4 separate regions of the Homo sapiens genome follow, and regions 1, 2 and 3 are each linked to region 4. Evidence: read pairs that join two places in POLR2A ChIA-PET (ENCODE). Cell type or tissue: CD4-positive, alpha-beta T cell. All regions are shown on one strand. Links, peaks and the distances in the headings refer to the core of each region. The heading gives the core; the rest is flanking DNA. Region 1 overlaps SCML4 (Scm polycomb group protein like 4). Region 2 has its middle 24 kb from the start of SCML4. Region 3 overlaps SEC63 (SEC63 protein translocation regulator). Region 4 overlaps SCML4 (Scm polycomb group protein like 4).

Evidence for each region. Peaks named below come from ENCODE experiments on the same cell type or tissue, not always from the same donor. Only the 100,000 strongest peaks of a DNase experiment are listed, where the experiment ranks them.
Region 1: POLR2A ChIA-PET joins it to region 4 with 15 read pairs; 7 of 35 experiments call an interaction of 5 or more read pairs at or near these places.
Region 2: POLR2A ChIA-PET joins it to region 4 with 31 read pairs; 8 of 35 experiments call an interaction of 5 or more read pairs at or near these places.
Region 3: POLR2A ChIA-PET joins it to region 4 with 15 read pairs; 5 of 35 experiments call an interaction of 5 or more read pairs at or near these places.

The regions. Positions count from the first base shown.
Region 1 is chr6:107,784,057-107,791,856 of GRCh38, forward strand. The region is part of intron 1 of SCML4 (Scm polycomb group protein like 4); the gene reads right to left. Among named protein-coding and RNA genes, the nearest start is that of SCML4, 36 kb to the right of the region's middle. In CD4-positive, alpha-beta T cell, for the core only: no CTCF peak of the experiment used is centred there; DNase peaks (open chromatin) are centred at 2,315 and 3,355; H3K4me3 peaks cover 1,357 bases; H3K27ac peaks cover 3,550 bases.
Region 2 is chr6:107,844,881-107,852,680 of GRCh38, forward strand. It overlaps a transcript of SCML4 not described here. Among named protein-coding and RNA genes, the nearest start is that of SCML4, 24 kb to the left of the region's middle. RefSeq lists silencers at 3,305-3,599, 3,371-3,470. In CD4-positive, alpha-beta T cell, for the core only: a CTCF peak has its summit at 3,520 (motif pointing left); a DNase peak (open chromatin) is centred at 3,541; H3K4me3 peaks cover 1,118 bases.
Region 3 is chr6:107,863,523-107,871,322 of GRCh38, forward strand. SEC63 (SEC63 protein translocation regulator) reads right to left here. Exons shown (of 21, transcript NM_007214.5): 21 at 4,234-7,800. Among named protein-coding and RNA genes, the nearest start is that of SCML4, 43 kb to the left of the region's middle. In CD4-positive, alpha-beta T cell, for the core only: a CTCF peak has its summit at 3,650 (motif pointing left); a DNase peak (open chromatin) is centred at 3,629.
Region 4 is chr6:107,726,633-107,734,432 of GRCh38, forward strand. All of the region lies in intron 5 of SCML4 (Scm polycomb group protein like 4), which reads right to left. Among named protein-coding and RNA genes, the nearest start is that of SCML4, 94 kb to the right of the region's middle. In CD4-positive, alpha-beta T cell, for the core only: a CTCF peak has its summit at 3,622 (motif pointing right); DNase peaks (open chromatin) are centred at 3,629 and 5,429; H3K4me3 peaks cover 3,368 bases; H3K27ac peaks cover 2,206 bases.

The sequences.
Region 1 (7,800 bases), core at 1,585-5,584, 58 kb after region 4:
CCATTTCCTGCATTAAATACTCAATGCCTTAAATACTAAAGAGATTTCCTACTTAGACCCCAACAGACAGACATGAAAAGGACAGCATCTGCCTGCCCTTGAGACCAGTTCGTGACCGGGCAGAATGGGAAAACTTGTAAGAAAGGGAAATTCCTATCTTTCCTATTATTTTAAAGCATGGAGTCTGTCTCTCTGTGGCCACACCTGGAGATACACCTGCAGGCAAAACCCGTAAGTCAAGAGAAGGGACCCAGAGGATGGGGAAGATGCAATGTTCTCTGCCACTGATGTGGTCAGCAGAATCATGGATAAAAGAAATGAGAGAGAATGACTTTTAAGATAAATGTGGAAATTTACACAGTGGCATGTATAGCATGCTATCATACAGTGGGTAAAGAAGATGCATGTAAGCATTTCACATCTATACATGCATGTATGCTTATGGATGCATAAGATACCACTGGAAGCATTTTTACAATAGTAGCAATTGTCTCTTGCTGGGGTGGGGAGAGGAAATGAGGTTCTAAGGACTGGAGAGAGAGGAACGGTTTTTTTCTCTGCATACTCTTTTTTACCATTTGAATGTTGTATATTTTTAAAAAATAAAAACAATCCAATAAAGTCAATCTAAATGAGTGAGTGGCTCTGATATCCTCAGCTTTTGATCAGCCAGGGCCAGCTGCCCTAGTGCGTGGGAGGTGAAATGAGTCAGGTACTCTGGACCCTGAAAAGACTCCAAATCACAAGCCCATATGTGGGGGCTGCACTCATCACGGCCCGTGGTGTGTGCATTTGCCCTGACTGGGATCCTAATCACCCCAGTGGTTTGGCTGAGCAGACCAGCAACCATTTCAGTGGGTGTTTATGGCACATGAGGCATAGTACCAGGTGCTAGTGGACATGACCCTGGACTTAGGGGGCTGGACTTTAGTGCTGGCTCTACTCCTAGCTAGCTGAGACAGAGACAAGTCACTTCACCATTCTGGGCCTCGGCCCCATACTGTACAGGTTCAGATCTCTCAACTCCCTGTTAAACAAAGCTGACAGACACGCCTGGTTTATTTATTTTCTTTATTTTATTTTCTAATTTTCTTATTTGTATCTTCCCGGTCCAGAGTTGTATTTGGGTCAAGGAGTGCATTCTTCTTCTATGAGTAGGACTTTAAACAAACGCTTTAAGGGCTCAGTTTCTCACTTAGACAGCAAAAGCAAGAAGAGGACCAACTCCCTGTGTCCCTTGTCCTAGAGGACAACACAAAACCTGCAGGAACAAGGTGACTGCGATCCGAGTGCTGTTGCGCCCCACTGCTGAGGAGCTGATCTCAGGCTGCAGCGAATCAGTTTCGTAGCCTGCAGCTGTGCCCTTAGACAGGGTGAGGCAGAAAGCCTCCCATCTCCTAAGCACCCAGAAGGCAGTGAGAAACATCTAGTGACAGCCTCCTGGGTGGATAGAGGGGTGAGTGGCCAATGGCCTTGTAGTAGCACCTCCCAAGCCTCCCACACTCTCATGCTCAGAGAGGATCACAGGTCACTCTTCCAGGACTGAGATCAGCCGTGGTCCAGCCTTGCCTATGTGGCCCATGTGGAGATGTGCAAGGTCACCGGGGTGCTGTGGTGGAGCCTGTCCTCTGCACTCCCCTCCTGACTTTGAGAAGTTAAATAGCTAGTAAGGGAGAGGAGACATCTGTACATGATATGGCAGGAGGACAGTTCTGAAGCAACTAGTATCTCACGGATAATGACCTAAGAGCCCAGGATGCTCAGAAAAAAAGAGAGGTCCTACGAGGCTGAGGTTTTCCAGGGCCACAAAACAGCCAAGGGAGGGGCAGAGCCTGGCGCATACCCTGCCTGACAGCTCCTCCGCACCTCACCCTCACTAGCTCCTTGCAGCCTAGTACTCCAAGGGGGCCTTGGGGTGCTCCCATTTTGCTACCAACCCTAGAGGACATCTAGGACAGCTAGGCTGAAGGCTCCCCTGTGTGCAGCCCTGCAGTCCCACTTTCCCTACTCCTAGCTCATTCCAGAAGGCTTTCATTATTATTTCCAAGTCTAAGAAAGTCTTCTGGAATAATGAAACTGACCTGCTTCTAATCTGAATCAAAGCTACAATGAGAACTCAAGTGAGTTGGATCGCAGCAGGTCTCAGAAGCTTCTAATCTGGGGCCCCCACTCATGGTTTTGTCTAAGGTTGGAGTCAAAGAAGAGGCATTACTTGTTCTTTGCTCAGCAAGAGGGAGCTTATCCTCTCTCCCACCAGTGTCAGTTTCTGCCTGAAATGTGAGTGGTTTCCCCTGGCTAGATGAAAAGGAGCCACCTACAAAAATTTGTGTTTCTCAAGGAAGTGGCTTTCCAGAGGCTCCTCCCCCACAGTCTTGCCTGAAAATTGCTACTTGGACAGAATCTTTCTATTCTACATCCTTTCTTGTGGCTGTAATTGACCCATTTCTATCACAGCACCTACAACATGTTATTCTGTTTATTGGCATCCCTGTCTCTCTGTTCTAATATGCTTGAGCTCCTTGGAGAAGGCTCTGTGTCTTCTTCCATCTATCCCCACCTGGTTCAGTGTCTGGCACATCTTAAGGATTGACAAATATTTATTAAATAAATGATGTATGAACAAATGAATGGACGATCAGTGTCCCAGCCCTCTTCCAGGACTCCTCCTATTCCTTAGCACTGAGGCAGCAGAGTCCAGCCCAGGGTACTTGTCTTTTGTTTTTAGTAGTGGCCACCAGGCTCAGAAATTTACCTGCAGAGGACTCAGCAACCACTTTCCAACAACAAGGCCACTGCAATAAGACGCAGAGCATCCCATGCTGCCAAGATGGCTCTTCGCCTACTTCATCTCTTTTAATTTTCACAATGGTTTTGAGATAAGCATTACTGTCCTCGGATTTCCAGATGAGGAGCTAAGGCCCAGAGAGGCTACATGAGATCACCCATTAGTGGGCAGAGGGTAGATTCCACCCCAGAGCTCTCTGCATAACTCCCTACAGCTGTCTCCCTGTGTCGGCCCTGGACAGAATTCAGAGAGCTGGCAACAGAGCTGGCTGGGGGACAGGAGAGAAATCTGATCCTTCAGGCCACATCTCCATGTCTCTATAGGATATAAAGAAATGGGACTGATACAACATGAAAGCTTGGATGGTATAAAGTAACCCAGTCAACTCTCTGGGCATGAAATAACCGGGTGAATAGAACAACATAATTATTTATTGCCTACAGAGCTGATCCGAATTTTTTTTTGAAGATTGCTAAAGAGTGGTTGCAGGCAGCAGTAAGACAGCAATTGCTGCGAGACACTTGTCTCTGCTAAGGAGGCAGCAGCTGCGACTGTCACTCAGCCTCGGCACTCACATCCCACAGTGTAAGGAAAGACACCTTAGAATGCAGCTACACACACACATATATATATATTTTTGCAAACCACTATTTCCTGTTTTGTTCTCTATTTATACTTTACATTTAGTTTTGAGAAAGCGCTGGTGGTTTGGTGTTTGGGTTGTTTCTAGTTCAATCTTTATCTATAAAGCAAATTCTCTTTTCAAGATGATTTTTTGTAATATAAACCAACAGTATAGCTAGATTCCTTTCACATACTTTGCTAATAAAAATTCTTACAACTTCAACAATAAAGCAACAAGATTCAAATAACACAAATCACAACTCTCCAAGTCGGCACCTTGCCAAGTAGGAATCCATTCACCAGTCTTGCGGGGGTGGGGTTGTGAATTCTTCAAGGAATTCCAACAGACATTTTCACACAGATTTTCAGGCATATAGATGCTCATCCTGAAGTACAGAAATGTGTAACTATGATACCTTCATATGATACTCTTTGGAAAACACTGAAGTATCTAAAACACTTTGTTACTGCTATGTAATGACACATAGCAACCCAATGTTTGCCCTCCAAGAACTGTCTAAGAAAGATACCACCTCGGACCCAGGGAACAATCAGCAGAAAATAAACATGAAAACAGCACCAGGACCAATGCCTTCACCTCTTGTGCAGGTCAAGGAAAGATGCATTTAGAGGTAAAAGGCAAGAGCAAGTGCACAGTTATCGTGAAATTGATTTTGTTTCTCCACATTTGGTAGCTGAAAGCTTTGCTTCCCCAATAGACAAGGACCATGTTTCTGCAAGGACCAGGAAAGCTGGCTTTGCATTGCAGTGGGCAGTAAGCAGAATAGCAGAGTGACTCTTGGGTATCAGTGTCCTGCCCTGTCAAACGGAGACTTCAGTACTTGCCAGAGCCATGTCACCAGGCTGCCATAAGGATCCCATGAGAAAATGACCATGAGATCCTGTCATAATTGGTAAACCCTGTGTGATACAAATTACTATTCTTCCTGGGTAATTATTTTCTTTTGTTCTCTTTGTAGAGAACAGAGAGTCAATAGAAACTCTATTTCCAACCATCTTGTTTGCAGTGTCCCTAAAGGCAACATAAAGACAGATCATTTCTTTTTATTTGCCAAGCAAAAGAAATACACCCATCCAGACAATGCGACATTCCTCATCTTTTTCTACAGAGCATCACGTTAGTCTTGTCTCCCATCTAGATGATGCCCATCTCATGGGGGTGAAGCTGCTACCAACACCCTGGTATTAGGGAGGGTTTTAGAGCTCTCTAGAAAGCTGTGAGCCAGGGAGGAAGGCTAGGGTACTGGTGGTGCCTGACACTGTCGCCATCATTGTATGTACAGTCACTACACACCGGTTTATTCTCCCCTCTTATTTCACAAAGAAAAAGCCCAGGGTCTTCAAATACTAGGAAAGTAAAATGTCACCAGGTCTGAGAACAGAATGGGTGAAAGAGTGGGGGCTGGAGCAAGGAGCATAGGAAAACTCTCCCCCAGTGTGTGTTTCCCTGACTTACAGGAAAGAAGACAAAATGCAGCCTAATTTGCTTCTGGTCACCAAGTATCACAAAGGCTTCTCAGCTGTCCTGATAGGCACAGTCCCAGCGTTGCTCCACCAGGGACACTGTGGGCAGGTCACTACTTCTCTGGCCCATGTCCCTCAGTGGCCACTCTTACACAGCCTGTTGGTTCCGCAGGCTTCACAAGTACTGCAAGACCAAGGTCAAAAGCGAATTCTTAACCCTCAAAGGGAAGTACTGGCCAGAAGTGGACTATTCTCTTTCTCTCCTCAATCATCCCTTCAATCATTTGACAATATTTTCTGGGGACCTAGAGTGGCCAGACACTAAGCAGAGCACAGGGACGTGAAGATGAACCCAGAAAGATCCCTTCCTTGGATGTTTGTGGGTAGACGGGAGGGAAGCGGAGCACCTCTGGTCATCACATCTCCTCTGAGTCCCAGCCCATCCTGCCTCCCCACTGCCCCGCATAAACACAGGTCCCTTTCCAGGCGGGTTCCTCTGGCATGTTGTGGTGTGCAGACAGCGCACGGCTGAATTCCCTATGTCCTGCGTCGTTGACACACAGCTTCTCCATCGCAGTCTCCCAGAATCGAGGAGCCTAGGATACATGGGCAGGTCACACAGGAAGAAACAGCCACCACACACACTTAGTCCAGACAAAGACAGTGGCCAATAATCACAAACACAGAATCTCTGGAGACCAGGCCTGCCGGCCCACAGCAAAACCACCAGATTCATCTCTGAGTCGTCCCTGAACAAGTCCTCCTTCCCTCAGAGCACCACACCTGTGGAAGGGAGGATTCCCAGCCTTGGTGGCCTCTCCCCTCACACTCATGTCCCCCGGGCTGTGGGCACTGATCCTGACACACACCACTGCACACAGGGCCCAGCTCACAGGACCAGCAAAGCAACAAATAGTGGGTGAATAAATGAATTAATAAAACGTACATACATGCATATATTATTTTATTAAATTCTCACTACAAGACTTTAAGGCAAATATTATTACGTACTCCCACCGTATAGATGGAGAGTCTGTCAAATCTATACAGATGACAGCTCAGGAAGGCTCCAGATCTTGTGAAAAGTGGCACAAGTCCAGTCTAGTCCAGCCTTTCAGCACTGGCACCTGGTCAACGAGAGGTTAGCTGCTGAGAGATCCAAGAAGTTTCATCTCCCAGCGCTTCTGTTTCTAGCTGGAGGTGGGTGGGAGATGTTGCATTTTACCAGCTGACTTCTCAAGATCAAAAAGCCAGGAAGCTTTGCAATCACCCTGAGACAAGTCAACAGTAGTATTACCATGGACAATATCTTGCCTGGTGAAAATCTATGTGACCTCTTGGGGCTTTGCATACAGTGAATCCTCCGCCAATATGGTTTGATTGACTCATAGAAAGAAAGGGGGAGAGAGAGCAATACAATGATACAATTGAGGACTTCCACTTCTTAGTTGCAAAAAGAAAGGTCAGAAAAGGAAAAATAACAACACTTTTTTCCTGCTTTCTCTCCCTCGGGGGTTAGCCAGCAAACAGGGGCTTACCGGATTATTTTCTAGGTCTTCTCCCCTTCGCAAAGGTCTCCTGGGGCCATGCAACAGCCGTTAAGTCAATTCTTAATTAGCTTTCACAGTTTACCTTTTGAAAATCCATATCTGTATGAATATTTATTGGACGCTTACTAAATGCAAGGCATTTGTCCCAGGCCCTGAAGATACAAAGGGATGTCAAACAAGCGTGCAAACAGAAAGGCACACACAGCATCAGGAATGGCCAGACGAGGACAACCATCCACACCTACTGCAGGAACCAACAAGTCCCACAAAGGTCAAAGCACCAAACAGGCCAGGCATGGTGGCTCATGTCTGTAATCCCAGCACTTTGGAAGGCTAAGGCGGACGGATCACGGGAGGTCAGGAGTTCGAGACCAGACTGGCCAACATGGTGAAACCCTGTATCTACTAAAAATACAAAAATTAGCCAGACATGGTGGTGCATGCCTGTAGTCCCAGCTACTCAGGAGGCTGAGGCAGGAGAATTGCTTGAACCCAGGAGGCGGAGGTTGCAGTGAGTGGACATTGCACCATTGCACTCCAGCCTGGTCAGCAGAGCAAGACTCCGTCTAAAAAAAAAAAAAAAAGCACTGAACAAGCCCAGGGTCACTAAAAATAGAGGCAACAGGGATGTGTCATTAGGCTAATTCTTAATTTCCAGAGCAAGAAGAACAGGGATGGAATTAGCCTACTGCTTAAAGTATACTGGAGGTTAGCAAGTGACAGGGAGACTCCCAAAATGCCTCAGGACTATTTAGTTTCAGTTTAGGACAGAAAAGAGAAGGGTCTCAAACTGGAGATGGCAGACGCATGCTAAGAAATTGGTCTGCAGGAGGGGTAGAGATAGTGACGGCAGCTCATCACTTTAATGAGCCCAAATCTCTCTCAGTGCAGACAAAACTCAGCCTCAAGTGCAGCAGGAGTTTACAGATAGAGTCTCAGAGTGGCCACTGGAAAATGTCTGAGAAACCTAGGAAAGAAGGGAAGTACTGGAAGAGCAGAGAAGGGCATATTTTATCCCAATTTCCAAAAGAGGTTGGATTTGGGATGTGAATAATCAGAGAACTGATTATTAAACAAGCTAGTAACACTTATTAAAGAATGTGGTAATTACTGATATTGGAACATTGTCTCCCTAAGAGCAAATTACTGTACTTTAAAGTTTAAGGCTTCAGGCTGGGCACAGTGGCTCATGCCTGTAATCCCAGCACTTTGTGAAGCCAAGGCAGAAAGATCACTTGAGCCCTGGAGTTCGGGACCAGCCTGGGCAACATGGCAAAACCCCATCTCTACTTAAAATATAAAAATTAGCTGAGCGTGGTGGCTCGTGCCTGTAATCCCAGTCCCAGCTACTCAGGA
Region 2 (7,800 bases), core at 1,242-5,241, 120 kb after region 4:
GTAAGACTACGACTCAACAACAACAACAAAATGTTTAATTTTAAATATGTATATTAAAAAAAAAAAAAAAAAAGGCCTGGCATGGTGGCTCACACCTGTAACCCCAGCATTTTGGGAGGCTGAGGCAGGCAGATCATTTGAGGTCAGGAGTTCAAGACCAGCCTGGCTAACATGGTGAAACCCCATCTCTATTAAAAGTACAAAAAATTAGCCGGGCATGTGGCACACGCCTATAATCCCAGCTACTTGGGAAGCTGAGGCAGGAGAATCGCTTGAACCCAGGAGGCAGAGGTTGCAATGAGCCAAGAATGCACCACTGCACTCCAGCCCGGGCGACAGAGCTAGAAAACAAAAAAAAAATCTCATCCCCAACATAGTAACACAAAGGAGTTCACATCAGCAAAAAGGATCATCTGAAATTAGGCTTAGAGGTCAAACAGTCTGTCCTAATGCAGTGGGACCCAGAGGCCCCGACCACCAGTTAACATCACTGGAGCCTAGAGACGCTCCGGGGCCCGGCACTAGGAGGAGATGGCATCTACTGTTAGCTTGTTTTCACCTTGGCCTTAGCAGCTACTGGAAAGGTGACGGTTCTCCGGAAATTACAGAATGATTGCCTGGATTCTTTTTTCTTTTCAAACGAATGGAGGAAAAGGGATTTTCTCACTTGCTTGAGAGATTTCCTGTTACTAATTAGAACATTACAATCTTAAGAGGATGATAGGTGACCCAAGTCTGAATTTGAAACTCTTCAGGGACAACGCTCCTTCAGAAAGGAATGGGCAAGGGTGTTCTTTGGAATCCTCAGATTTCAATTGTGTATGACAGAACACAGGGTTACATTAGGGTTTTATGAGCAAGAGGATACAGTGTGGAGACACAGGGCTTTATGAGACCCAAATTACTATGAACATTTACTACACGTGGTATTACATTTTTACCTCGTATCTTCCAGATGCTGGGCCCTTGTTTCTTTCCTCGACAAATGCCTGGCTCCCCATTGAACTCAGGTGCCACACGTGTTGGGCAAATCTGTGGGGAATGTTCCAGTGAAGGTCCTGTCCCCACCTGCAGTGACAGGAGACAAGTGGGCCTCTGATGTGGGGAGAGAAGGGCGCTCCCTGAGTGAGCCTCCTGCCAGCAGCCCGGAGCCGGCCTCAGACTCCACTCTCCCAGGAGGCCAGCACTCCCCAAGTTCTAGGACCTTCCTGGCCAAAGCCTTAGCCTAGCAGCCTGTCCACTGAGGAACTGACTGGATCCTGAAAAAGGTCCTTGTCAAGCACCAATGAACTCCTCCTCCATTCATCAGGGTTTCCTTGGTGTTAAGGGTTGAACTGTATCCACCCCAAAAAATATATGTTGGAATCCTAACACCTAGCACTTCAGAAAGTGACCTGATTTGGAAATAGGGTCTTTACAGAGGTAAACAAGTTAAAGGGAGATCATTAGGTGGGCTCCGATCCAGTGTGACTGGTGTCCTCATAAAAAGGACCAACTTGTCACAGAGATGGGCACGCATAGAGGGAAGAGGAAGTGCAAAGACACAGGGAGACGAGAACCATCCCAGAGCCAAGAAGAGTCTGGAACAGATCCTTCCCTCACCAGCCTCAGACCGAGCCAACCCTGCTGACACCTTGAGTGTGGACTTCTGCCTCCAGAACAGTGAGACAATCAAGCTCTGTTGTCCAAGCCCCCTTGATTGTGGCATTTGTTACATCAGCCCTAGCAGATGAATACACTTGGCCTCCTCTCCTCTGAGACCCAGGCAGGTCAGGGCCAAGGGGGAGCTCATCTGCATCTGAGCCACCCATCTTTGGAGTGAGGGCAATGAACTCAAGCAGGGCCAGGCAGTGTTATTAGGAATATTATAGGTGGCTGGGTTCCTTAGGATGGATTGAGACCCTTGGTCCAAAATCTAAATGTAATAGAAACATATTACATGTTTGTTGTGTGTGTGCATGTGTGTGTGTCCCATAGGATAGTGGGTGTGAAATGGTTACCCAGGAGTTAAGGTCCCCAGGAGGGTCTTGTCTTGAACAAGGTCTTGTTCAGGGTGGTGTACAGGTGGTACCTGTATCATGACGTCCCTATGTCTACCCCACAGAATCATTCCTATTCAGTGTGGACCCCCGTCAAAAAGTAAATCCCTGCCAAAAATAGCAAAATATACATTTGCCCATAAAGAGAAATTAATATAAATATATTCAGCTCCTCTGAAGAAAATTTTCTATAGACATGAAGGGCAGCAGCTTTAGCTACGTGCCATGACTTAAATGATCAGTCACTTCTTTTAAAAATCTGTTAAGAAAGCTAACTTTTTAAAAAAGTTGTGGGGTAGGGGGCAGGCATGGTGGCTCATGCCTGTAATTCCAGCACTTTGGGAGGCCCTGGTAGGAAGATTGCTTGAGCCCAGGAGTTCAAGACCAGCCTGGGCAACATAGTGAGACTCTGTCTCTAGAAAAAAAAATTAAAATTAGCTGGGCATGGTAATGCACACCTGTGGTCCCAGCTACTCCGGAGGCTGAAGTGGAAGGATTGCTTAAGCTGGGGAGGTAGAGGCTGCAGTGAGCTGTGTTGGTGCCACTGCACTCCAGCCTGGGTGACAGAGTGAGACCCTGTCTAAAAAAAATAAAAATAAAAAAAGTCACAGACAAGGTTGTACTTGATCTTACCTGAAACAAAACAGAGAGAAGTAGGATTTTTAAAAAGCTAGCTGGGTTTTTATAAATGGAATTATATAGATAGATTTTCAAAAGACCAAATAGAAATAAGTATCTTGCATAGTGAGGGCTTCCCACATGTTTTTATTTCTCCTCAAGCTTCCCCCTCCCTCCCTGCACCTAAATCCGTTCCCGGCTAGAGTTGCTAGAAGAAAAATACAGGACACCTAGTCAAATTTGCATTTCAAGAAAAACAAGGAAAGCTTTTTCAAAGTGTAAGTACATCCCAAATACTTCATGGGACATGTTTATACTAAAAATTCATTTGTTGTTTATCTGAAATGCAAATTTAACTGGGCATCTTTTTTGGGGTGTGCTGGATCTGGAGACCCTCTTTCTGCCAGAACGCACGGGCTGTGTGAGGGGCGTCCTACTGAGGGTCGGGCTTGATGGCCCGGGTCGGTTATATCTGTCCCCCGGCTAGGAGAGGCTCTGAGGCAATAACTGCAGCTGTTCCCCTCCCCCAGGACGGGGGTCGGGGGTCGGGCCTTGGGGAGCCCCCTTAGGAGGCAAGGCGCTAGAAACTAGAGAAGCGACAGGGACCCTTTTTTTGCGTCTGAGTCCAAGGAGAAACAGCTGGGTCTAAGGGAGACGGTCGGGACTCTGGGTCTGACTCAACGAATGCCGGAGGCCACCCTGAGCTCCAGAGTGGTGGAGTCCGGGACGTGGCTGCGAGGGGTCTGTGGGAGCCGGGGGCACGGCAGCGTCGCTCCAGCCCCACTGGCCGGCCCGGGACTCCAAGAAGAGGCAGCGGATCTCCCAGTCCCTGACCAGCCTGGCCGGGCCCCGGTCGGCCACCTCGCGCCCCCTGGTGGCCACAGAGGGAGAAGCCGCCCGCTCATTTCTCCTGCTGCCGCTGGAATCCGGACTCCGGGGGCTGAGCGCCTGGACCGGAAGGAGGAAGGGAACACGGCAGAGTCCTCGGGGGAGCTAGGGCTTCGTGGGGCAGGAAGAAGACAGTGGCCGTTTCCACCGAAGACACCACGTGCAGTGTCTTCACAGGCAAAGCAATCCCAGCTGTGAATCCCACGGAGCACCTACCTGCTCACCAAATTCTGGTGGCAGAACGAAGCCTCCGGTTGACGTCCCCAGGGGAGATCCCCCGTCGCTCCTGAGAACACCTTTGCCGACTCCCCTCTGCAGGCATTAGGCCATTGGGGAACTGAATGCTTTCCTGGCCCCACCAGTTAGCCACCTTGTGTGATACGGAAATCTCATCTTTTCAAATATAAGACTTGTCAAGCTGTAGGAAAAATACATGTGAACATCCTCCTCACTCAGCAGTAACATCCTCAGGCTCTTGCAGCTAACCCAAAATGAAAAGATCGAGGTCTGAAGACTTGGTTTACATTATTCACACAATGATTTCATCCTCTTTCCCCTTCCCTCAAGGCTGTGGGAATGTTCTCTAAGAGGTGGAAGAATCCAGACTCAGGTGTTCTGAGTGAAAATCAAGGGCAAGGGTTGTGCTTACGCCCCACGCGGCTCTTCCCCCACCCCGCCCGTCCCCCAGCAAGTTAAGGGCAGAGTGGTCAGAGCCAACGCTGTATTCAAGATGGCTAATTTTATTGGTCAGTTTGGCCAGACCAAGGTACCCAGATACTTGGTCAAACATTGATCTGGATGTTGCTGTGAATGTATTTTTCAGATAAGAATAACATTTAAGGTGGGGCCGAGGCAGGAGGATTACTTGAGTCCAGGAATTCAAGACCAGCCTGGGCAACATATGAGACTGTCTCCACAAAAAATTTTAAAAATTAGCCAGGCATGGTGGCTCCACCTGTGGTTCCAAACTATTAACTGCTTGAGCCCGGGAGGTCGAGGCTGCAGTGAGCCGAGATTACACCACTGCCAGCCTGGGCGACAGAGTGAAACCCAATCTTCAAAGAGAGAGAGAAAGAGACATTTAAACCAGTAGATTGGGTAAATTACCCTCCATAATGTGGGTGGGTCTCACCCAATCAGTTAAAGGTCCTTTCCTTTTAAGAAAGGAGAAAGCTCGACCTTCCTGAGGAAGAGGGAATTCCGCCTCCAGGAGGCCTTTGGTTTTGAGACTGCAGCATCAGTTCTTCCCTGGGTCTCCAGCTTGCTGATCTACCCTTGAGATTTAGGACTCAATCTCCACAATCACATGAGCCAGTGCCTTAAAAAATCAATCAATCTGTCTCTACTGATAGAAAGATCTATTATCTATCTATAGAGAGAGGGACATCTATATGTCTATATGGATAGATTATCCATCTAGAGAAATAGAGGGAGATTTATTAATAGGAGATATATATACATCCGTGTGTGTGTGTTTATCTGTCAATCTCCTGTCGGTTCGATTTATCTGGAGAGCCCTGACTGAAGGTCCTTAGGGCCTTGGCATCAGCTCAGCCCAGGACCATTCCCCTCACCCACTCCAGAGCATGGCTCTAGCAATCCCTATCTCCTGCCTTATCACCTTCCCTTTCCAGTGGGTGATTTCCTTCTGCAGAAAACAACTGTTGTTTCTCTCATTCTTGAAAATCTTGACCCCACTTCTCTTCCAGCTACTACTAGTTTTTGTTTTGTTTTTTGTCCTGTCTGCAACAAAATTCCTCTAAAAAGTCTGTACTTTCTCCAAGTTCTCTCCTCCAATTCTCTGTCATTTTATTGTGAAATATAGCACACACAGAGAAAAAGGGCAAAACCAGAAACATACAGTTTGATGATTTCTCCAAAACCCTTACAACCGCCAACCAGATCAAGAAATAGCACATTGGCAAGAGTTCAGAAGCCTTCCTCATGCCCCCTCCCAGTGTCCACCCCATCTGCCCCTAAGGGTAAACACCATCCTGACCTTCATGATAATCAGTTCCTTGATTTATTTTTTTTGTACCATCTAGGCATGCATCCCCAAACGCTGTACTTCATTGTTACCCATTTTTTGATCTTCAGATAATGAAATAACACAAGGAGTCATCTGTAAAATTTACCCATGTCAACATGTATAACTGCATTTCATTTGTTTTTGTTAAATTGTAGAATCTTTTTGTTGTTGTTGTTGCTGTTGTTGTTGTTTTGTTTTGAGACGGAGTCTCGCTCTGTCACCCAGGCTGGAGTGCAATGGCACGATCTTGGCTCACTGCAACCTCCGCCTCCCGGGTTCAAGCGATTTTTCCTGCCTCAGCCTCCCGAGTAGCTGGGACTACAGGCCCCCGCCACCAGGCCCGGCTAATTTTTGTATTTTTAGTAGAGATGGGGTTTCACCATGTTGGCCAGGCTGGTCTCGAACTCCTGACTTTGTGATCCACCCCCCACCCCCACCCCACCCCCTTGGCTTCCCAAAGTGCTGGGATTACAGGCATCAGCCACCATGCCCGGCCAGTACTTTGTGGAATCTTAATGCATTATTTATCCACTGCTGCATAATGTATTACCCCAAAACATAGCAGCTTTAGACTAACGTTTATTATTTCACATACGTTCTGAAAGTCAGGAATCTGAGAGTGGCTTAGCTGGGTGCTCTGGCCCAGGGTCCTCTCATGCAGTTGCAGCAAAGCTGCTGCCTGAGGCTGTCGTCTCTGAAGACTTAACTGGGGCTAAAGGAGCCTCTTCCAAACTCACTCCCAAGCCTGTTGACAGACTTGGGTTCCTCACTACTTGGGCCTCTCCATAGGGCTGCTCATGACATAGATTCCCCAGAGCAAATAAGCCAAGAGACAGAGTGTGAGTGACAGAGCTCCCAAGATGGAAGCTGTAATGTCACGTTGCCTGTCACGTGGCACAGCATCACTGCTGCCCACAAGCCACTGGTCACGTAGGAGAACCCTGGCCCACATGGGAGGGAACCACATGAAGATGTGAGCACCAGGAGGCAGGAATCATCTGAAAGGCTGCCTACCACAACCCTTGGATAAACACAGAAAAATGTACCCATTCTTTTAGTGGTAAACATTTAGGCTGTTTCTAGTTTAGGGCTATTGTGATAGAGCTTCTGTGAACATTCTTGTTCATGTCTATTGGTGCATACGTGCACGCATTTCTTTCGGGTAAATATCTAGAAGTGTAACTAACGGCAAACTGTTTTACAAAGTGATCCACAAATGTACACACCCTCCAGGAATATATGAGATTTCCAGTTGTTACATGTTCTCAATTCCACTTGATATGGTCCATCCCTTTAACTTCAGCCATTCTGGTGAGCTTGAATTAATAGCTCATCGTGGCTTCAATTTGCGTGTCCCTGATGGATAAAGAGCTTGAACAGCTTTTCATGTATTTCTTGGCCATTAGGATATGCTGTCTTGGGACATGCAGTAGACGTGGAGCTAGGGCGTTCAAGTCTTCCTTCCAGCAAGGACTTGCAGCCCAGCTGTGGGGAGTGTGGTTTGCAGACGGTCACCAGCTCCTTCAGGTTCTGCCCGAACAGCAGAGAACCACCTTGTCCAAGGTCATGCTCTTCCTGAGTATGACTGAGTGTTGAATGAGCAAGGGAAGGCCAAAGCACAGCCGTTCAGCCTGAATGGGGCGGATTGATAAGCAATTCCACTCCCAAGCCCCACCAGGTTGGCCCAAGCTGTGCTAGGCTACATCGCAGTTCAACTCCTTTCTCTGCTCCATCCTGCTTCTTCCCTCTTTGTTCACAATAAACATCTTGATTCCTAATAAACATCTTGCACCGCAAACTCCTTTCCAGGGTCTGCTTCTGAAGAAATCCATCTGCGGTGTGAAGTGCCTTTTTGAAAAAAAGGCCTATTGCCCGTCTTCCTGTGGGGTTGTCTAGTTTTTTTCTTACCAATTTGCTGCTTTTTGTTTAGTGTGGATACAAGTCCTTTGTCAATTACATGTGTGGCAAATATCTTCTCTCACTATGTGTCTTGCCTTGTTAATTTCTTTATTGTGTCTTTGAAGAACAAAAGGTCTTCATTTAGATGTAATTCAATTTATCAATTTATTTCTTTTCTATATACGTTCTTTGTATCCTGTTTAAGAAATATTTTCCTATCCTAAGGTTATGAATGTATTCTCCTATATTATATTCTAAAAGCTTTTATTGTTTTGCCTTTCAGATTTACATTTATACACCACCTGGAATTAATTGTTTCATAAGGCG
Region 3 (7,800 bases), core at 1,963-5,962, 140 kb after region 4:
ACCACTTTAGATTGGGATGGATCTTAAAGGTCCCTTTGCGCGCGCGCGCGTGTGTGTGTGTGTGTGTTAAAGACAGAGTCTAGCTCTGTTGTCCAGGCTGCAGTGCAGTGGTGCAAACACAGCTCATGGGAGCCTCGACCTCCTGGGCTCAAGTGATCCTCCCACCTCAGCCTCCCAAAGTGCTGGAACTATAGGTGCATGCCACCATGCCTGGTCCCCCTTCACCCTTTTGGCTAAGATGAAGTCACCTAACCTGGAAGCCCACATATCTTGGCACAATGGGATCTCATTTCAACACAGCATGGGGGTTCTGAGATAGAGGGAGGGATCTGACTCAAGTATAACCATGGGCCCATTCTCCAAGAACATTAGTGGCTGTGGTGGGCTATGATAGAGCAGGTGGTCACACTAGACCTGATCTGGCCAGCTTCCACTTTAATAAGGGCTGCGTGTGTGTGTGTGTGTGTGTGTGTGTGTGTGTGTGTGTGTGTGTGTGTGTGTTGGTTTCCTTCCTGACCTTCCAAAATGGAAAGATGGAGAATGAGGGTTGTGGAACAGGGTGCAGCACGCTGCAGGGGAAGATCCAAGACCCCAGGGTCCCAGCTCCAGTTCACCAGCAGTGCCAAGTCACTCCTCGTCTCTGGTTCTTTGTTTCTCTATCCCCCCTTCGTATCAATGTCTGACCCTCTGTGGGCACAACAGGGAATGCAATTTGCTCCAAATCAGAGCTGTAGCATGGGTGCCCCATAAATACAAGTATGCAGCACTTACATACATGCTTTCATTCCTTTCCCATGATAATGTTGCCCATGGAGGCAGTAGTCTACCCCATGTAGTCGACCTCCATGGGTAGCATACTCAAGACTAAAGTCAGGGGTTTTGTTTCTATCCCTACGTTCCAGCTCTGCTTCTATTAGGCTGTGGAGGGGATTAGGGAGGAGGGACTTGGTTCAATCAGATGCAAATGCAAGGAAAACTTTAGAAATCATACTGAGTGACATAGAGAAAGGCTTGTTTTTTGTTTTTTTTTTAAGATTTCTCACTCTAAAAAGAACTCCTTTTAACACACTGAAACATTCAAAATTCTACTCAAAACCCAGTTTTAGTATTATCGAACATAAACTGTGTCTACAGTGTGCTATTCCTGAAGTGTCACTCCTGACATTTAGTGCGATACCCTGTCATTAAGTCAGCAGACTTGAAAGATGTGGGGGTTTTCAGTGTATAAAGAAATAATGCTGAGGATCATAACACTACAGTTTCATCCCCCATTCTCAAAAGCACTTTGCTGCTAATCACATTAATCTTTATAATTTCCATGATAATAGACCCAGATCAGTGTTTTGTGAGTAGGGATGGGTAGGTGGGGCAAGATTTTATTGGGATCGTGGGAAAAAGAGTGACTACTGAGTTCTGAACCAGGAGCTGGCTGCAGGAAGAGCAGTGACTCTAAGATACTTGAAAGGGGGTGCCTTGCCATCTTTCAACTTGAGCCACCTCTCCTGGCTCTCTCCCTGTTTAATAGATGCTGTCAGGTCAAGAAGAGGAACAGTAAGCTTTGGGAGGAACTTGGAAAGTGACATAGAGCCTAGCCAATGACTGGAGTCCCAAGAACCTGGCAGAGAATTGGGAAATAAAAAAGCTGCAGAAACGTTGGATGTGATTATAAAGCACACAGACTAATTGGACAAAGATACAGAAGCAGGCTAATGCATATGAATGAGGGAGTTTACCACGATCCCACGAACACTACTGAATGACGATGTCTGCTTGGGAATCGTCAGACCTGGTTGGAAGATAAGGATTTTTTAAGTCTCTCATTGAATTTTTGTCACGTGCCTTACTTTTTTAATCAAAATACCCATCAATGAATTGGATCCCCCCTACTGTGTATCATTTCTAAATGAACTTTTGTAGTTTAAAACACATCTCCCCCCAAAGGACAACTACCTACCAGGAAGACTGTTCAAAATAGTATTTCAAAGATTCCTCAGTTATTTCAACCAAAGGTCTAAGGCCTCCCTAAGTTTGGGCAGCATATTGGAAAAAGAACACTAAAGAAATGGCAACTATTCTACAAGGAACCAGACTTCCTTGGAGGAAAATGTTCAGTTTGTCCAGAAAGGAAGGGTATGGGTTTTGTATTTTGTGGGGAGGGGTGGAAGGTTTGGGGAAGGAGTGCAGAAAGCGATAATCAAAATCTCTTATGGTTACCATGTAGAATAGGTATAGTGTTCCTTCTTGTAGATACCCTGTTTTGCACTGTCACAATGGACTGGATTCAACTTAGAAAATTCTGGATATTTTTTAGTTGGTGCACGGGTAAGTAAATTATCTTCAGTTGCAACATAAAACTATCTTTGACAATAAAACTATCTTTGACAATAAAACATTTCCAAGGAGTTTAAATGTATATTATTCTCAAGGAAACTGCCTAAGTGGTCCTAGTTTTCACAAAATAGACCTCATTCCCTTTGAAAATCAGTGTTCTATAATATCTCTTTGTAAATACAGGTCCTATATGTATTGAATTCCAGCTGTTGAGAGACAGTTTTCCATGAGTCTCTCATGTCTCTGCACACCTGTGATCAAAGGCACACAGGCTTTTGTTCTAGACTATCTTTTCAAGGGTGTCTGTATGGCAAACAGCCTTGGAAGGCAGTGTCTCCCTCCCAGAAAGAGGGTGAGTTTGTTTGCTGTCCAGGATAAGATCAAGACAGGGTTGCTTGCAGGCTTGACAGGGTTAGGTCTCCCAAGCTTGGAGTTCCTCAGCTGTGATATGAACAGCATCTGCCTGGCCACTCCACATCGCCTCCGTGGGAACTTGGAAGACAACAGGAACAGATGGGGAACATGAAGCTCATGCCACCTGCTGTGCCTGTGTCTTTGGAGTCTTCTGTGTTTTGTCGGCATCCATGACACTGGCAGGTTAACTTGTTAGCTTGCATGTAAAAACTCTGGACTCTTAATAGTTGACACCTATCAGGCAAACAGGTTAGATTTTGTAGAGTTAAGGAATTACCATGTCCTATTTGATTGTCCACCTCTCTCAAGCAAACAAATGCAATTTGGAATTCCAGCACAATGAATACATATGGATTGTCTTTTGGAGTTGGTTGCAAAGGGACTTAATGTTTCTAGACAGTAAATTTAATGGGTTAAAGGACACACAGCCAGGTGCGGTGGTTCATGCCTATAGTGCCAATACTTTGGGTGGCCAAGGGTTGAAGTTAGGAGTTCGAGGCCAGCCTGGGCAACATAGCAAGACCCCTGTCTCTAAATAAATAAATACAATGAGCCAGGTTAGTGCCCGTGGTCCCAGCTACTTCGGAGGGGGCTGACATAGGAGAATCACTTGATCCCAGGAGTTGAGGCTGCAGTGAGCTATGATTGCACCACTGTACTCCAGCCTGAGCGATAGAGCACGACCCTGCCTCTAAAAAAATAATAAATAAATAACAAAGGACACATGTAAAGAAGAAAAAGGTTAGGGGGAAACATAAAAGATCAAAAGAGAGGGAGGAAATCCCAGAAGGTGCAGATACAAATAAATTACAAAGCATTTCTTTAATCGTGGCTTTTAGTCTGAAACGAAACACACCATTCTTTGTTAAAGAAAATTACAGCCCTATCGCCCTCTACTGGAACGAGGCTGGAAAATACAGAGAAATAGCTTGAAGTTAACTCTTAATGGAATCTGTTCACACTGAAGTCCATTGCTGCTATTATCCAGATGTTAAAGTGTAAACCTCAGGTGTTTCGGGTAAGGTATGAGGGCTACAGCTCCCTTTGTGTACCCAGGCTGATAGGTTAACGCTAAACAACCTCGTGCTGAACAGAGTGGCCAGTCCTTCCCACACTCACCTTCCATTTGCAGCAGTCACTGATTGCCAGGACCAGCAACAGGCTGTGATTTGCTCAAAGTCCCAGCAAGTCGTCCCCAGCACTGCTGCTCCATACCTGCACCACCTGCACTCCACAGACAACCGTTGTGCAGAACCCTCCCCTTGCCTATCAATCCCACCTCCAGACCTACTCAGCTCTATCTCATAAAAGTCTCACTTTGCTCTTGGCAGCTACAGTAGGGCTGCACACAGTGAATGCCAACCCACCAACTCCAGAGTATATCACTCTGTGATCTCAGGTGGTGAGTGTCAAATGTCACCCTATCAATACCACAAAGCAGTGGTGCCCAAATGTTTTGATCATGGACCCAAATCAGAAAAAAAAAAATTAATGCACCAATAAATGTTTATTTATAAATAATAGAAGTGTACAATTGTACAATATATTATGTACATTATAAAACACACAAAAATAGAAATTTAAAAGGATGAGATTAAATACAAATAATCATCTTAATACTTCCTCAATGGATTGATCATCTCCACGCCCCTGGGATGTATACACCCCCACCTGAAACAATAGCCCTAAAGTATGTCAATGATTGTTATTTGGGTTTTCAGCTCAGGTTACAGAAATATGTACAAGATCGCATCTTTTTAAGTTTTGCAAAATAGCCCTAGCATCAAGTTTAAATGGATGAGAATGCTTGGTGCTAACTTCTTGAGACATATTTGGACTAATCACTACACAGCTGGCAAAATGTTATGGTTCACCAACAGTTATTTCACTTTAAGGCAGTCTAAATAGAGGATTTCATGGAGTTAAATCAGACCGTTTGTGGGAAAATTGTTTCTTAAAAAAAAAAAAACATTTTAAAGGAAAGGATGATGATTTGTTGTTTTTGTTTTTTTTCCAAAAAAACCCAACAGGCTGGGCGCAGTGGCTCATGCCTGTAATGCCAGCACTTTGGGAGGCTGAGGAGGGCTGATCACTTGAGGCCAGGAGTTCGAGACCAGGCTGGACAACGTGGCAAAATCCCATCTCTACTAAAAATTAAAAAATTAGCTGGGTGTGGTGGCATGCACCTGCAGTCCCAGCTACTCAGGAGGCTGAGGCAGAAGAATCGCTTGAAGCTGGGAGGCGGAGGTTGCAGTGAGCTGAGATCGTGCCACTGCACTCCTCCAGCCTGGAGGACAGAGCGAGACTCCGTCTTAAGAAGAAAAAGAGAAAGAGAGAAAAAAAGGCCAGCAAAATAAACAGCTAGCCCCTAAAGAAATAATTCTTCTGCCTACAGTAGATAGACTAAAAAAAAAAAAAGGCATTCCAAATAATAGCCAAGGCAAATGGATTTAAATGGATTGCCACTCATCTACCTGCTCTAACACCAGCGAGTGAGTTCTTAACACTATTTTTTTCATTTTGATAGCTCCAGTATCCAGTCACAGAGCCTGGCACATAGAAACTCAGTAAATATGTGATGAATGACAACCTCTCAAAAATTATGTAAGGTGCTGAATTACATTTGAAATAAGAATTGTGACTACAGAACACTCTAGTATATGGTTTGGATTGGCTGAAGCAAACTGAACAAAACTTGTGGTCAAAAATAACATGCCTAGAGAGCCTCATTATATCTCTCCCTCCCTGTTTCCACATCAGTTGTTTGACATCCACGCCCCCTGCTTCCACCAGAGCCTGAGCTTCCCCATACACAGTGGGACAGTACAGCTGGACAGGCCTGTCCTTTTCCAGCCCTCAGTGAAAGCTGGGAGAAGCAGAGCAGAAGGTATTGTTCTACACAGAGAACTTCACTCAATGTGCTCCCTAACTTAAAAAAAAAATTATGAAAAATGTTTAAAAAATTCAAAAAGGACATGAACATCTAACTCTGAGATTGAGATATTAACACCTCAGGGCCTCAATCAAATATTATAATGCTAAAATACACAACTGCTACACTTTGAATTGTGGTAAGTCTCCTCATGAACAGCTGTATTTTAATAGGTACTTTACCAATTAGAGAAAAATATCACATAATTTAACTGTTTCAATTTCACTTCCTATACACTGTATGATCTATAGGCTCATCAATTGTTGACAAAATGTCAGTTTCTTTATAGGAAGAAAATTGAAACTTTGCTCAAGTTTCCATTAGATTAAATGCAAACTAGGATAGTTTGTTATTCTCATTCCAGAGGAAAAACGAAGGGATGTGGAGTTTAGCGACTTGCTGGAGAGAGAAGAACTATCAACTGAAGGCTCAGTTCTTTCACTACTGCCATATGGAAAGAGGTTACCTAAAGCACTCACTAGAGGAAATTTTATTTTACTTAGTTGGGAAGTACATACACATCACACAAAGAGAAAAGGAAAACAAACTGGTGGAATTTTCTGGTGATGGTAGTTTTTTTTTTTTTTTTTTTTTTAAGCACTGTGGTGTTACTAGGTTATCATCCTCTCCAGAATCTTAAAACCAGAGAAGCCAGCTGTGTGAATGAACTTATAAAGCCTCTTTAAGGCAAAGTAGCCACTAGAAAAAAAAAAACAACTTTTCTTGAAATCTTTCAAGAAAACTAGGAAATATGCATTCTACACATTGTTCTGTCTTGTCTGCTCAGTTTCCTTGCCTTCGTGCCACACCTGTTTTCTCTAATCCCTCCTTTCACTTGACACCAGCTGGCTTACCCCCTGCCACCACACTTAGGTAATCAGTAGCTGCCTCAAGACACTGGTGCTTCACAGCAGAACCTGATTTGAAAATTAAACCCACCCTCCTACTTGTACAATGAAGTAAATGAAAAAAATCCTCAGTGACACTGCCTCCTGCCTGCCAAGAAAGGCTCTCACTAAACTGGTGATTGAGGTTATAGAGAAAGAAACTGCTTTCACCCTTTTATAGGAAATATTACATCTTAAATTTAGAACCAAAAAAACCATTCATGGTTTTGCTAATTTTCACATTTTATTTCCAACTATTGCAGTAACAAGATGCCGGTAGTATTCTGCACTGAAAGTGGCAACCTTTTAAAGTAAACAAGGTTGCAAATTTTAGTATTCCAACAATATTTTGACCTATGGAGATTTTGATAGGAAAGAATTATTACAATCAGTTTTATAATACTACAGACTTATGTTTCCTCCATATCTAGGAATAAAAATATCCACCCTCCCTCAATGATTCATCATGTACACATCTCTACTCTTTACAAGCACTATCCTTCCAGTTGTACTATGAGGGGAAATCCCTCTCACTCCTGGGTTTTTCTACAGTATACAGAAATAGCAGTCACTTTAGCAGTAATGTACAATACTATTCAATCTTTAGTTGAAAAATAAAGAAGTGGATTGCCCTATTTATGTCCTGATAGTAAAAAGACACACACCATTGAAACATAAAACGAGTCAACAAACTTCTATTTTTATTGACAGGAGTCCAAAATGAATACAAAAAAAGCTTCCTTTGCATGTTATACTTACTTTCCTTAAAAAGCTCCTGATAGAGTCAAGTAGACTGAAAACTAAGGATGTAGTTCAGCTTTTAGAGTGAACCTTTTTTAAAAAAGGTTTAATAACATAAGCCACCAGTATCAGAAAACATACAGTCCCACTATCACTTTTAGAGCTAGAACTTATCAAAAGAATTAGATCCTGCATTGATCTGCTAAGATAGAGGTTTAGAAATGGTTTAAGCCATTAAAAGCCATTTTTATAATCTGTCTGATAACTCTGGGCAATTAAGAAAAGGAAAATTCCAAAACGTAGCCCTCTATATCATGTGGAATGTGAGAGAATGCCAACTTATGACCAAGATAAGTAAAAATAAAAGTTTAAATCTATGAGTGGAGCTGTTGTATCACTGCAAAATGTCAACAACAGAGCTTATCAAGAGATTATCAACTTGAGCGATGTTACTTAAACTTGAGCGATGTTACTTAAAACATATTTGTGGTGTTT
Region 4 (7,800 bases), core at 1,475-5,474:
ATATACAAATGGCCAGTAGGCACATCAAAGCTGATCCACATCATGAGTCGAATCAAATCAAAACCACAATGAGTCACCACTTCACACCCACTAGGAAGGTGATAATCAAAGAGTCAGATAACAAGTGTTGGTGATACCATAGAGAAATTAGAACCCCCACACCCTGCTGGTAGGAATAGAAAATGGTGCAGCCACTTTGGGAAACAGCCTGGTACTTCCTCAAATGCTTAAAGTAGAATTACCATAAGAACCAGCAATTATACTCCTAGGTATGTACTAAAAAGAAATGAAAACAAATGTCTACATAAAAATCTGTACATGAATGTTTACAGCAGCCCTATTCATAATAGCTAAAAAGTGGAAGAAACTCAAGTGGCTATCAACGAATGAATAAAATTTAAGAATCTGTTATATCCATACAACAAAATATTATTTGTCCATAAAAAGGAATGAAGTACTGATATCTGTTACAGTGTGAATGATCCTTGAAACATTATGCAAAGTAAAAGAATCCAGCCACAAGAGACCACATGTCAAATGATTCTTTTTATATAAAATGTCCAGGAAAGGCAAATCTATACAGACAAAAAGTAGATTCGTGGTTGCTTAGGGATTGGGGTTGGGGTGTGGGGTGGGTAATAGCTAAAGGGTATGTGGGAGGTTTCTTTGAGGTGATGAAAGTATTCTACAATTGACTGTGCTGATAGCTGCGCATATCTATATACTAAAAGTCACTGAATGGTACCTTAAATGGTGAATTGTATGATATATGAATTATATCTCAATAAAGTTTTTTTTTAAAAGGCGTTTGCAGAAGTTCAGTGCTTTTCAGATGAGGCTATGAACATATTCTCAAGAATTACGTGCAGTCAAGTGTAACAAACACGGCGTTGGCCACCAGGACACACATAACCTAAGCAGCCAAAGGGTCTGCATGCTCTGTGCCGAATGCTATGCAGCCAATGAAGTGCTGCGAGATGTCTTCAGGACCCTGGAACGCTACATCTTTGCCTTGATGGCCTCGCTGCATCTCTTCCCTCTGGGTCAGAAGCCTTCGGAAGGGAGATTCTAAAAAGGACCTGGCTATGGAGCTATATACTAGGCTGCTTTCTGAATGGAGTGAGGGAAAGGAAAACTCACGTGTATTGAACATCTACTATCTACTATCTACGATCTAAAGCCAGTAAGCAGTAAGGCTGCCATTACATTCCTTTTGTTGGAAAGTTCTCATAGTCTGGGATACCAATCCTTTTTGTGTCCCACATGTCAGGTGCTTTGGTATATGTGAGGAAGCTACATGCAGTATCTGGCATGATGCCTGGAATAGAGGAAGTGCTTGATAAATATTTATTGAGTAAACATTTGAGCCAATGTTAGCTGTAAGGCTGCCGTTACACAGAAGACTCATTAAAATTGATATTATAAAGAGCTTATATATAAATTCTTTAGGTAGATTTGTGATAAACAATGAAAAAAGATTTAACAAAAACAGTACACTGCTTATTGAACACTTTAAGTCTAAATTAAATATGCCTACATAGTTCTGATAGTCTAAGGTAGAGAATGCAGATAATTCACTGACTGGCACTATAGTTGGAAAATACAGACGCAGATGGCAGATCATTCCCTTATCGCAAAGTGTGGGAATGGGGAACAAGGGAACATGCACTGAATGGATTTCAAAACTGTTGACAGCGGCCAGGCACCGTGGCTCATGCCTGTAATCCCAGCACTTTGGGAGGCGAAGGTGGGCGGATCACCTGAGGTTGGGAGTTCAAGACCAGCCTGGCCAACATGGTGAAACCCGTCTCTACTAAAAATACAAAATTAGCCAAGCGTGGAGGCAGTCGCCTGTAATCCCAGCTACTCAGGAGGCTGAGGCAGGAGAATTGCTTGAACCCAGGAGGTGGAGGTTGCAGTGAGCTGAGGTTGCATCACTGCACTTCAGCCTGGGCAACAAGAGCAAAACTCTGTCTCAAAAATAAATAAATAATTATAAAGAAAGAAACTACTGATGCCCGTGGGTGAGATCAAAGGTAATAAAAGCTAACCTCTGGGCTGTGATCCAAATGAATTATCAGAAGGGAAAATAGGCTTCGGAGGGCATCAAGCAATACCTTCTACCCAGGCAAAGGATGTGCTGGTGGTTCCAAAGTCTGCCCAGGTGGACAACTGTCAAGACAAATCAACCAAGCCCCAGATGTGGCTCTGTAAAGTGGCTCCTGGGTGGCCGCGAGTGAACAGCACGTTCAGATGCACACACTGTGGTGGCTTCCAGAATTGATGAAATGGATCTGTTCAAACCCGATTGAAACTGCATTTTCCGCACTTTTCTATAGAGGGGTTCTGATACATCATAGCTAAGCGTAAAAGTGACAGATGCATGGATGGCCCTCATCATTCGGTGGCAGGAAGGAAAAGGACCTTCACAAGCACCCAGCCCAGCATTTCCCCAAATGTTAAATGCTTTCCACTGGCGGGACAGGGAACCACATGGGTATATTCATTTCCTAGGATTGCAGAAACTAACAAACCGGGTGGTTTAAAACGACAGAAATTTATTCTGCCATAGTTCTGGAGCCTACCAGTCTGAAATCAAGGTGTCCACAGGGCCAGGCTCCCTCTCAGGACTCTAGGGGAGAATCCCTCCTGGCCTCTTTCTAGCATCCCCTGGTGGCCAACAATCTTTGGAGTTCCTTGGCTGGAGACAGCGCTCCAATCTCTGCCTCCACTGTGGTGTTTTCTCTGTGTGTCACGATCTGTGTCCAAATTTCCTTCTTCTTCTAAGGACACCAGTCATGGGATTAGAGCCCTAATTCAGTATGACTTCCCTTTCACTTGATTACATCTGCAAAGATCCTATTTCCAAATAAGATCCCATTTCCAAAAAGGGTTCCAGATACCCGAGAATTTGAACATACACGATTCAGCCTACGACAACCAGTAAATGTTTTTTTATTGTCATGTATTTCAATGTACATCCACGACATATAATTAGCACATCAAACAAAATGATTTCACTGATACAGTATGATTGCTTAAGCTGACTAATGGCTAAGATTAAAAGACATGAGTTAATGTAAAGGAATATCTTGAGTAGACAGTTCTATAAGTGTTACTCAGACACAGTAGAAATTGTGAAGGTGGTAAATTAATATTTGGAATGCATTGAGCTAGCCCCAACCTATCTCTTCAGGCAGGGTGTTGTCTAGAAAAGAAACTATGGTAGATAACTGAGTCTTTTATTTGAAAGCTTCCCCAAAGAGATTTTACAATCTCCTTTAGAGTGAGGCCATTGTGCTATGAATCTCATTGCCTAAAAGTTCCTCCTTACATCTAGCCTCAATTCTTCTTGCTTCAGTTAAAACACATGACTGCTGGACATGTACCCTTTACACTATCCAACATGTTAGGTCACCTCAACATCCAACATGAGGCAGATGAATTCTAGGTATGCAGAACTACTAGGAGCTTAAGAATTTAATTGAACTGTGACATATGTTTCTTACCTAAATCCAATATTTAAAGTCAGTAAAAAGAAAGGACCAAGTCTGTATCTGGAGAGGGAACCCCCACTTTTCAAGCGCTTTTGTGGCTGACTGGTGAGCAAACACCAGATGGGGCCAGCCGACCTGTTGGAGGATCTAACTCCTGCACACAGAGTCCCGGCAGACCGTAGGGCTCACAGGCGAAGGCACTCATGGTCGAAATTTCCTCCTGTGTCCATACAAAATCGTTTTCCATCTGAAAGAAGCTGTCTTGTCACCCTGGCACTGCTCATCAACAAGAGGCTCCAACCCAGCCTGTGTGAGGCCATTTAATTGCAGTGGAGAATGCCAGCTTAACAAAGCAAGGTAAATGAGTGGCTTTTTACTCACTTCTGTAACCCTCTGCATCCAGCCAAGAGACTAATGTTGCCATTTAAGAATCATTAAATCTTTTCCTCCAGAAAAAAAGAATGATCTGCCTTTTGCACAGTCACGAGAGCATGCTTAAATAGAAAGGAAAACACACACGTGGCCCCATCAAAGAAATCTGCCACATTTTCAAGGTTTGGCGTCCTGGGAGCTTTCAGGACAGACTGATGGTCCTTTTTCACCATCGCTAAACCTGCTTGTGGACTATGGTTCCCTCCAGCCACTGTGTATAAAGCCTGCCTATTAGTGAGGCCAAAGAACACTCTAGAAGCATGTAAACCCACTCAAGCCTCAAGGCATACCTGTTTGCATATGAACCTGAACTGTGCCTAAGCCTTCCGGTTTAGGGATCAAAGCTTCAGGGTTCTGAGTCCAGAGTGTGTGGATTCCTCCCTTGCTCCCTGATCCTTGCTGAAGCCTGGGGTGGAGATAGGGTTAGGTAATGCCCCTGCATCCATGGCTTCCAGGACACCCAGGTGCAGCCCATTTCTGCTACAGTCCTGGAGGGTCAGGTGTGAGCCCCTGAAATGTAGAGAACCTCCAAAGAGAGAAGCAGAAAGAGGAAGAGGTGCAGGAGAAAGCCACGAGCCAGAGAGAGAAAGAGAAAGTCCCAAAACAGAGCGGCAGGGAGGGGAAAACGGACCTTATGTATAAAACTATAGATGCTCCTGACCAAGTGTCAGCTCTCCTCACTTAGGACACAAGGCTTAACTGCTTACAGCCCAGTGGGCTCGGACTATTGATTTTATTTTTAAAAACTAAACTGGCATTTTACCTGGATTCACTAACCAAATGAAGTCCTGAAACACAACAATTCCACTATGCAAAATTATTCTCACATAATACCTATTAAGGCAATAAGAACCACAACATCTAGTCTTAGACACTATTTGTCATCTCTAAACAGTTCTGCCTGTTTGTCTTTCTCTCTCTCTCTCACCCCCCACTTCCCGCATCAGTCTTCCCAGTTGAGGGAGCAGCTGCAGAGTGAGCCCTTTCCACAATCAGCACGACCACCTTCCTCCAGACTGGGAGCCCTGGCCTTGCTCAGGATTGATTGCCTGACCCCTTTGCCGGTCTGCCCAGCCCTGCCGACCCCCACACCCTGCCCAGGCAATGGTCAGTGTCCTGTGGCCTCCGTGTGTGAACAGTTTGGTTCGGCTTGCTGACAGAGATGGCAACATCAGAGATTCCTAGCCCTGAAACCCAGATTAGAAAAGGCAGGAGTGCAGTTCGCAGATTTGTAGAGCTGTGGAGCAGCTACCCCTCTTTGCTTAGCCAGGTGCCATCACCTAGATAGTACAGGAAAAGGAGACCTGCGAGGAGAGGGGCAGGAGGGAGAAGGCGCAGGAAGCAGTAGCAGGTGCTCGTGCCAGCTGCACCTCTTTTACTCAGAGCCCAGACACAGGTGCTTCGGTGCCTACCTTGGTGGTTGTGTCTCTGCCACCCGGCAGCCTCTCCCACTGTCCTCTGGGGGACCGCCGGTTTCCAGCACGTGCTTGGTGCTGTGGGATGCAGAGGGGCCTTCTGCTGTGAATCTCTAACGGACTTCCTGGTGACCAAAACCTGAAGGTTTCCTCCCCTGCATGCAGCCTTTCACTGAGGCTCCTGTGGAGGTTTGCAGATTTTCTTTTCTCAAACTCAGTCCCGCCCCTTGTTCTTGCAGATAAGGGAGTTTTCCCTTAGGGCCCTCTGTGGCCTCCTGGCCCAGCCTTTCTGGTTCAAAGGGCACAGGGCCATACTACCTATGAGGCTGAGCATTTCATTTGCTTCAATTAAATTTTCCATTAACTTGGTCTCTGGCCAGTATGGATTTTCTCTCTAAGGTTGTCTCTGCAGTTCAGATCACTCAGCCCTGAGAATCAACCTTATGACTCCCCTCTGGTCCATTTAAGTACATTTCTATTTTTTCTCCCCTAATGAGATGCACAGCAACCGACCATAATTTTAATGCCTGACACCTGAACTTCTTACATCCTCTCAGATGTTTCTGGTTTGCCTAAGACTTTGTTCTAAGCCTAGGGGTTGATTTCCTCCTTTGGAAATTTTGACCAAAGGCATTTTTGACCAAAGTCATCTGTTTGGGATAATGAATGGCCTTTCTGTGCTCTCGGGAGGAGAGCAGGTTCCATACCACCCTCCATATGATCTCGCAGCTTTGCCAAACCTCCACGCCAAGCTTATGAGAATTCCCGAGAGCTGGGGGAGGCGAAGTGGGTGGGACATCCTGTGGTCACGCTGTTTCCTCCACAGCCCCCACAATTTTTTGGTCTTTCATAGAACCTTGGGGAAATTAAAAGTGGTCCTTAATCAGGAAAATGCTGAAGTTCCTGGAATAGAGGACGCCTTGTAAGTTTCCTTTCTAAATGGACATCTCGACTTTGAGAGAGGTTCACAGCACTCCTAGCATTGCTCACTCTGGTGGAGCAAGTTGCTGTGCTGTGAGATGCTCTGCAAAGGGACCCATCTGGCAACAAACCAACAGCTCATTGGAAACTCAGTCCTGCTGACAACCATGTGAAAAAGCTGGAAAAGTGGGTCCTGCCCTAGTTGAGGTTTGAGATGCAGCCTTGTGAGAGATTCAGAACCAGAAGGCCTGTGGCTGCACCTGGTCCCCTGACCCACAGAAGCTGTGAGACCCTAAATGTTATTTTAAGCCCCTAAGTGTTGGGGGTAATTTATGACACAGCAAAAGATAACTATTGTGGACAGAAGAAAGGAAGCCGTTTCATTCCTCTTGATTCTGCATGTCCAGATTGGAAGTTGTCATTATTAACTCAGCAGTAGCTAGGATAGATCTGGTACAGAGTATCTGCCCACTTCTCTGCCAGGGAGTTTATGTTTGTTTGTTGTAGTTTTTTTCAGCAAAGGGTTTGTTGCTTATGAATGAAACACAGAAAGCACCACTATTAGGAGAGAGTTCATGAAGTTCATCTTAGAAGCCTACTGGTTTCCTAAGCTGCTTCAGCTCCTCTTGGCATGGTTTGCCATTCTAACCCTAGTTCTCAAGCATGGACAACAGATAATGGTGTGAGTAGCCTGCAGATAGCAGTACCTTAGGGTCCGCCACAGGGGCTCAGGGTTGTGGTCCAGGGGAATAACCAGAAGGGGTCTCTAATACAACCTGTGCAGGTCCTGGAGGCCTCGAATGGCTGCATCTCACATACCCTGTCCCTTTGTTTCCACCAGTCCTTGTGCTTCCACTGTTCTGAGGTATAATCAGAGAACTTGGTTTCCAACCCCTTGGATCTACTTAGATGCCTGGCCCATCTCCCGGACCTACTCTTCTGTCAGAGGCAGGAGCCTCTTTGGACAGGCTCATCAGAAACAGAACATCTTCTGCAGTGGACACAGACACAACTATTTGATAGAGAGGCTGGGAGACCCCCGGCCATCTGGCCAGCTCTAATGGCTCACGGAGAATCGAGGAGTGGGGGCGCCACATGAGGGACTGTTCGCCTCATGGAACACAGGAGATTTCCAGTAGATTTTGTTATTTGAGGAGTGGGCATAGGGTAGAGGTAGGGGTGTCTTTCAGAGGATTCCTGGGGTCAGCCTTCTAGGAAGAAGGAGTCCATTTGGCCTCTTTTTTTCAGGCTTTTTATCTCCTCCACACCCCCAAACAGTAGAAAGCCTGCAAGGGGTTTACCACCAGCATCATTCTACTCCTCAAGTCTCAGGTGCTGGCATCTTTAATCCACAAAATAAATTGTGATTTAGACAAGAAGAGTGTTCACTTCTTTTGTTTGTTTGTTTGAATACAGTTACTTTCTACCAAAATTTTATCAAAGGGGTCAACGTGACTCAATATTACTCTAGTTCATATTGAAGATACCTTGGGCGATTAAAACAACTTAATTGGAACATTCATTCATTGGTTAAT